Linked DNA regions of Homo sapiens: region 1 is linked to region 2. Evidence: read pairs that join two places in POLR2A ChIA-PET (ENCODE). Cell type or tissue: MCF 10A. All regions are shown on one strand.

Evidence for each region. ChIA-PET counts read pairs that join two places held together with the same protein. Peaks named below come from ENCODE experiments on the same cell type or tissue, not always from the same donor. Only the 100,000 strongest peaks of a DNase experiment are listed, where the experiment ranks them.
Region 1: POLR2A ChIA-PET joins it to region 2 with 5 read pairs; 4 of 35 experiments call an interaction of 5 or more read pairs at or near these places.

What each region holds. Positions count from the first base shown.
Region 1 is chr5:180,498,537-180,502,536 of GRCh38, reverse strand. The region is part of intron 1 of CNOT6 (CCR4-NOT transcription complex subunit 6); the gene reads right to left. Among named protein-coding and RNA genes, the nearest start is that of CNOT6, 6.2 kb to the right of the region's middle. In MCF 10A, no CTCF peak of the experiment used is centred here; no DNase peak of the experiment used is centred here.
Region 2 is chr5:180,439,973-180,443,972 of GRCh38, reverse strand. It overlaps LOC124901152 (a long non-coding RNA gene), which reads right to left and starts at 2,214. Exons shown (of 2, transcript XR_007059086.1): 1 at 2,118-2,214; 2 at 733-1,243. RefSeq lists an enhancer at 1,386-2,585. In MCF 10A, no CTCF peak of the experiment used is centred here; a DNase peak (open chromatin) is centred at 2,282.

The sequences.
Region 1 (4,000 bases), 59 kb before region 2:
CATCAAATATTTAACCAAAGTTTGGGCAATGGAGCACAACATAAGTGCAAACCTAGTATATGGCATATGAAAGCAAATCTTATCCTTCTAGTAACTGAAGGCTGAAAATTGTAATATTATGAGTTTACATCAGATAATCTCTACCGCTAATGAGGACAAATCTTCTTCTTCTAGTAACTGAAGGCTGAAAATTGTAATATTATGATTTTACATCAGATAATCTCTATCGCTAATGAGAAAGAGTTTTTTTTATTGTTTTTGAAATCACATAAAATTCCGCAGGCAAAACAATTTTGTATCACCAAATAAAAATGCAATAATTTCAACCAATAGATCAGGGGAACGTTTGGAAACATACACGCAATATACATTATAAATTTATTTCCAAAGTTTTGGACTTAAGGAAACAAAGCTGGTGACTAACACAGGTGCCTACCTTCTCTCGACCCTGTCTCCTCTTTAAACTATTACCCTTCTTTCCTTCTCTTCTAGTTTAAATTTTTGCAAATAGTAGTCTATAACCTTCTTCATCTTAACCTCCCATTTGCTCCTCCGCCCAATCTACTATCTGACTTATATATGCCCTGGTCCCATAAAAATTTTCCCTGCATTCATTCCCCCACCTGTCAAATCCTATCAACCCATTTCCAGATCTCATCCCACCCTAAACCTGGGCACAATGATGACTACTGAAAACTCCTTCTTTCTTGGCACTATGACCTCTCTCGGCATCTGTAGCGTTACTCTCTCCTGTTCTGCCCTTGTCTCTTCAACCATTTCAATGCTGTCCAAAACAAAATATTAGCTGTTCCTTAGGGTTCCCTTAGTCCTCTCCTCTTGTGGTCCATAAGTTTCACACTTGCATATATGCATACTTTCATTCCCTTCAGCAGAGTCCATAATTCTTAACTGATTCTCAAATGGAGATCTTACCTCTGTCAAAAGGGTGAAAAACATTTGTTCACACACTCTTCCTGAGTAATCCCCTAACTTCCAATGCCAACTATACAATGACCAAATCTATCAAACCCCAAACCGCTCTCTGGTCCAGATATCTGTTAGACATATCCACCTAAGTATCCAGGAGGTATGTCAAACTTAACAGGATCAAAAATCAAACTATTCTACTTTCCTCGTCCAAATCTGTTCTTCTGTTTCCCAAGTTAAATCATACCAACAGTTCTCTAAGCTAAACAAGTTCTGAATCATACTCAACTCTTTCCTATTTTTATAGCTCATGGCTAGTCTGTCCCTAATTCTGGTATCCTGTGCTTTTCTATCCCCTATGCTGATGTACTTGAGCTCTCACAGGACGTAAATGAACTCTAACTCCTTTAATCCAGCTTCTACATTTTCATTATGTGCCTCCTGAAAAAGTATGTTACATGAACCACTTGCTCACCCATATCCACCTAAACTCTCACTGGATTTCTATCATATACAGGAAATCTCAACACTTTAAGAAAAACCCTACAACTATTCACAAGCTGTTTCTGACCACTCTTCCTGTCCCTCTCATCCCTGTGTCTTATGCTCCACAGCCCATGTTGTTCCCAATATGCTGTTCCTTCTCCCTGTCCTACTCAACCTAACAAATCCCTATCCATCCTTTAAAATCCAGCTTAAAGACCTCTGAGATGACTCCCTGGGTTTTCCAAGCAGAATGACTTTCTCCTTCCTTAGCATGCCCAAAATGCTTTGTGCTTTCTTAATTACTGTATAACCCGATGAGTACTCTATTGGTTCATTTGTCCTTCTCCACAACACTATAAACCTACTTGGGACAAAAGACTCTAAGCCCCACAAAGGTAGCATGTTACCTGACACATAGATTGTTCAACAAGTATTTTTGAAACTGAGTTATAGTACTATTTAAAACTAGTATTAAACAAGTATAATCAACTATAAAACTTGTTTTGAAAACGTGCATTTGAATTAGCCAGGCATGATGGCAGGTGCCTGTAGTCCCAGCTACTCAGGAGGCTGAAGGAGAATGGCGTGAACCCGGGAGGCGGAGCCTGCAGTGAGCCTAGATAGCGCCACTGCACTCTAGCCTGGGCAACAGAGTGAGACTCCATCTCAAAAAAAAAAAAAAGAAAAGAAAAGAAAAAGAAAACGTGAATTTGGCCAGGTGCAGTGGCTCACACCTATAAACCTAGCACTTTGGGAGGCCGAGGCAGGAGGACTGCTTGAGCCCAGGAGTGTGAGACCAAACCGGGCAACGTAGAGAGACCTCATCTCTACTAAAAATAAGAAAAATCAGCCAGGTGTGGTGGCACACACCTGTGATACCAGGTACTCAGGAGGCTCGGGTGAACCTGGGAGGTCAAGGCTGCAGCAAGTCATCATCACTCCAGCCTGGGTGACACAGAGTGAGACCCTGTCAAGAAAGAAAAGGAAAAGGAAAAGCAAAAGAAAGAAAAAGGGGGGAAAAAAAAAGAAAAGAAAAGGTGAATTTGTTCCACTGTGATTGATACACAAATTAGAGAACAATTTGAGCACAATCCATATTTCCTGTTTATTTATGTGCTATTCTGTCACATAAACACTAGATGAAGGGAGAAAGCTTGCACCCAGCCGAACTGAACTGTGTAGAAATACATGAAACACACTTCAAACACCCACCAGCTAAGTCAGTTTATTATGGGTTAAGAGCCACACCTATTTGCTTCTCGTGTTACAACCTTCCATCTGATTATAAGTAATTCTTCTACCACTTCACAGTAACTCACCAGCAGCAACCTTTCTGACATCCCTTTCCACAAGCAAACCAGGGCTTTTTCAAAGAAAATGCCACATTTATTACAGTATCTATATATTTCTTAACCATTCAACGTGTAAAACTGTTCTATCATTTTTACCAGGTTCCTTTTTTAAATGTGTCACTGATAAAGCTTTAGAGTGCTGTACCCCAACCCCATTTGTAAGTCATTTCTACTGCACGATTCTGCAAAGCAGTGATTTTTAGGAACCTGTATGTTGCTTTACAGCAGAACTGACTGTATAAATTAACAGTTGTATGAGAACTTCTTAGACCTTAAGCTAGTCTCACTATTCCAATTCCAATAATTTACTAGAGAGAAAACTGCCTTCCCCCCAAAATTTCACAAAATGTTTACAACCCATATCCTAGCAAACCATCAGGATACTGGTAACTTTTTAAGCTTGGTGGCTTTGATTTCAAGTGGACATAGGGTTGAATTTTCCAGCTTAAGGTCTATAGCCTGCCTAAGCCTAACTCAGAAGACAAGTATTCTCAACACCTGAACTTTCATGAGTAACATTTTATAACTTTCATTGTTTTGACTGCTTTTAACTTCTTCCAAAACATACTGACACTTTGATTTTAAATGACCCTGTATTATAGAGCAACTGGGCATAGCCCTAAAGTCCCTTAAGGGACCACAGACTCAGAAGACACCATATCCAAGTTAAAAATAGATCCAGGCCAGGCATGGTGGCTCACGCCTGTAATCCCAGCACTTTGGGAGGCCAAGGTGGGCAGATCACTTGAGGTCAGGAGTTTAAAGCCAGCCTGGCCAACATGGTGAAACCCTGCCTCTACTAAAAATACAAAAAAATTAGTCGGCGTGGTGGCAGGAGCCCGTAATCCCAGCTACTCGGGAGGCTGAAGCAGGAGAATGGCTGGAACCCAGGAGGCGGAGGTTGCAGTGGGCCGAGATCGCGCCACCGCACTCCAAGTGAGCCTTCATCTCAGAAAAAAAGAAGAAAACAGATTCAAAGTCACTAACTCCATACTATCTCAAATATACACTTGTAGGGCCTCCACTCTATTCTCCACAGGGATGCCAAAGTGACCTCCAAATCGCCTTGCTCCTCTGCTAACAATATTTTGGCTCTCTCTTCTGCTGTCAGATAAGGCTATACACTTCCCTTTTAGCTTAGCAAGGCTGGTCCTTCAAAATCTAGACCAGACACACCTTTGCAGGCTCATCTCGAGTCATTCCCACTGTTCCAGTAACACCTTATCACTAGCCTT
Region 2 (4,000 bases):
GAATCGCTTGAACCCAGGAGGCGGAGGTTGCAGTGAGCTGAGATCATGCCACTGCACTCCAGCCTGGGCAACAGAGCGAGACTCCTTCTCAAAAAATAAATAAATAAATAAATTAGTCAGGTGTGGTGGTGCACACCTATAGTCCCAGCTACTTGGGAGGCTGAAGTGGGAGTATCACTTGAGCCCAGGGGTCTGAGGCTGTAGTGAGCTAAGATTATGTCATTGCACTTTAGCCTGGAAGAAAGAACAAGACCCTGTTTTTTAAAAAGAGGAGAGAGAAAGTGTGAAAAGACAGCCCTCAGAATGGGAGAAGGAAATTGCAAATCATGTATCTGATAAAAAATCTACTATCCAGAATATATAAAGCATTATTATTATTATTATTATTATTATTTTTGAAATGGAGTTTCGCTCTTGTTGCCCAGGCTGGAGTGCAATGGTGCGATCTTGGCTCACCACAACCTCCGCCTCCCGGGTTCAAGCACTTCCCCTGCCTCAGCCTCCTGACTAGCTGGGATTACAGGCGTGTGCCAGCATACCCAGCCAATTTTTTTTGTATTTTTAGTAGAGATGGGGTTTCTCCATGTTGGTCAGGCTGGTCTCGAACTCCTGACCTCAGGTGATCCGCCTGCCTGGGCCTCCCAAAGTGTTGGGATTACAAGCGTGAGCCACCGCACCTGGCCGTATAAAGCACTGTTACAACCTAACAACAATGAAGACATACAACCCAGCTTAAAAATGGACAAAGAACTTGAATAGACATTTATTCAAAGAAGATACACAAAGGGCCAACAAGCACATGAACAGATAGATGCTCAACATCACTAATCATCAGGGAAATGCAAATCAAAATCACAACATGATATCAGTTTACAACCACTACGATGGCATAACAACAGAAATTAACAAGTGTTGACAGCGTCTTAGTCCACTTGTGCTGCTGTAACACAACTCCATGGACTGGGTAAATTATAAATAGAAATTTATTTTCTCACAACTCTAGAGGTTGGGAAGTCCAAGATTAAGGCTCCAGCAGACTTGGAGTCTGGCGAGGGCTGCTCTCTTTGCTTCCAAGATGGTGCCCTGTTACTTCATCTTCCAGAGGGGATGACCACTGTGTTCTCGGGAACAGAGAAGGGGTAGAAAGATGAGGCTCCTAGCAGGAAACCCTGGCACATCCCATCTCCCTCAGTCTCTTCTCTGAGTCCTCTCTCTAAGGGGCCTGGAGGGATGGACCAGGTACCTGTTGGGAAAGGAAAGCTGTCAGCCTTTAGGGCCACACTTAAATGGGACATGAGGGCCCAGCACCCTGAGGGTGGGGCTTGACATCAGATCCTGGGTCAATAATTGAGGAGGCTGGCAGTGCAGTTACTTGTGTAAGCCTGTAAGTGTTCAGCCTCAGTTTCCTATCTAAGAAGCCACAGGTGATACTGGAGAGAGAGAGAGAGATGACCTGGGCTGATTTCCCCAGAGAGCCTGGCCCCAGAGACACAGATCTGGGTTAGTATCTCAGTTTTACACCTAAAAACTTAGTAAATCTTTGTAAGGTTACCAATCCCTTGGAGCCTCAGCTTCGTTGTCTGTAAAATGGGGACAATAATACCTGCAGAAGACTGTAGTGAAGGAAAAGTGAAGAAAGTTTATACCGTGCCTCATTCCCCAAACATTTTGAGGCAGTGAGATGATGTACGCAGAGGACCTGGACCAGTAAGCCTCCTTTGCTGTGTTCCCTCTCCCCTCCACATCCTGTCCCTTCCTCCCTCCCAGGCTGCCTTCATGACCTCACCTGTTTCCCACCCGCGATTTCAGGAAAGGGTCTGATAATCCTATCCCACGCAGAAAGCCGGTCTGTGTGGGAGCCCAGGGCCCCAAGACTGGCAGAGAGGAATGGGGGGAAGACAGGGTCTCACCAGGGTCCCTGACAACCCAGCTTTGCCCAGTGTAAGCCCGGCTGGTTTCCACCAGGTGTTCAGGGGTCACTCCAGCTCACAATCCATTTGCACTGAAGTTGTACCTGTGGCCATGGCAGCACGGTACCAGCTTGCAAACACACCCTGCCCCTGCCCCCTGCTTCCTAGCGGACCTGCCTCTCCCCCAGATCCAGCCACCACACTCACCTCTCCAGGCACCCCGCTGGCCAGGCCCCAGCGCGCATGCCTTCACGCGGCTGTAATCACAGCACCCCTTCCAGCTGCTTGCGCGGGCTTCCAAGTTGCAACACAGTCCTCGGAACTTTGCTTTCTAGTGCCGTCAAGGCAAAGCACGTAACTCCAGAGCCACACCCTTGCCCTGAGTGGTTTTCCCCTTCTTTCGGGTTATTTCATCAGGGTAAATTCCCAGCAATCAGAGTCTTGAGCTAGAGAACATGGTATTTGTATGGTTCTCGCTGCTTATTGCCAAATTATTTTCCCACAGGCTTGTGTGCTTTTGCTATGAATAAATGAATAGATTGAATAGATGAGTTTGACTATACCATTACTGCCATTGAGCTTTTTTTTTTTTTTCTTTTTTTTAGACAGAATCTCACTCCATCACCCAGGCTGGAGTACAGTGACGTGATCTCAGCTCACGGCAACCTCCACCTCCTGGGTTCAAGCAATCCTCCTGCCTCAGCCTCCCGAGTAGCTGGGATTACAGGTGTGCGGCCACCATGCCTGGCTAATTTTTATATTTTTAGTAGAGACAGGGTTTCACAATGTTGACAGGGTGGTCTCGAACTCCTGACCTCAAATGATCATCCCTCCTCAGTTTTTCAAAGTCCTGGGGTTACAGACATGAATGAGCCACTTCACCTGGCCTCATTGATTCTTACCATTAACTTTTCAAAATTTTTGCAAATAGCTTTTTTTTGTATGTGTGTGACAGGGTCTCACTCTGTCACCCAGGCTGGAGTGCAGTGGCACAATCATAACTCACTGCAGCCTTGAACTCCTGGACTCAGGTAAACCTCCTGCCTTAGCCTCCTGAGTATTTGGGATTGCAAAGACCTTTATTTTTGTTTCTATAAATAAAAACTGCTTGTCAAAATATTCTTACACTATAGACCAATAGGAAGGCCTCTGGTAAACAGATATCTTACACCAAATAACCGTACATTTTTAGTCTGCCGTCATAGCTCTTCCTGAAAAACATATCCCATGTTATCTCCACGTCCTTCATAGGATATTTTCCTGCATGATTGTAATGCTATTATGACACTTAGTGGTCAGGAAGTCTTTGATGTCATCTAATGCCCTGTCCACAGTCACACTTCCCCATTGCCTGAAAAATAAAGTCTCTTTTCATGTCTTTTGTTCAAATAGAATCCAAACACAGGCCACACGTATCTGGGTGTTGTGCTTCTTAATTCTCTTGTAACCTAGAGCGCCCCCTCTTCCCTTCTCGCGGTTGGCTTGCGGCACGAGCTGGTTTCTGTCCTGCAGAGGGACCCTCCCTCCCGATCTGGGCTGCCTTGAGGTGTTGTTTAATGCGACCCTCCATCCCCTTCCTCCTTGAAACTGGAAGTCAGTCGTAAAGCGAATGCGCAGGATTCAGGCTCAACTTTTTTGGCAGGAAGTCTCAGGGGTGGGGCTGGGAGCATCCTCACACATTCCTTTTGGAGGCACAGGGCATCTGGCTGCTCCTGTCTTGGGGATACAGTCAACAGCCCCTCCAAGGTAACTGTCCCCATCGACATTCTAGGTGTTGATCAGTGCCTGTGGCTCAGCGGTCAGCAAGGATCTACTCCTCAGCTCACTGCTGAGGGGAGCAGTGATTCCCTCATTCACTCATTCATTGAAGCTTTCCAGTTGAAAATAAATCTGGAAAGAGGAAGGAAGCTGGCGTTCATGGAGCACCTTCTAATGTGCTGGCACAGTGCCTGACGCTGTGTTGTACTGTTTTATTGATCTATTTAATTTATTTATTTTATCTATTTATTTTAGACAGAGTCTTGCTGTTGCCCAGGCTGGAGTGCAATGGCATGATCTCGGCTCACTGCAAACTTCCCCTCCTGGGTTCA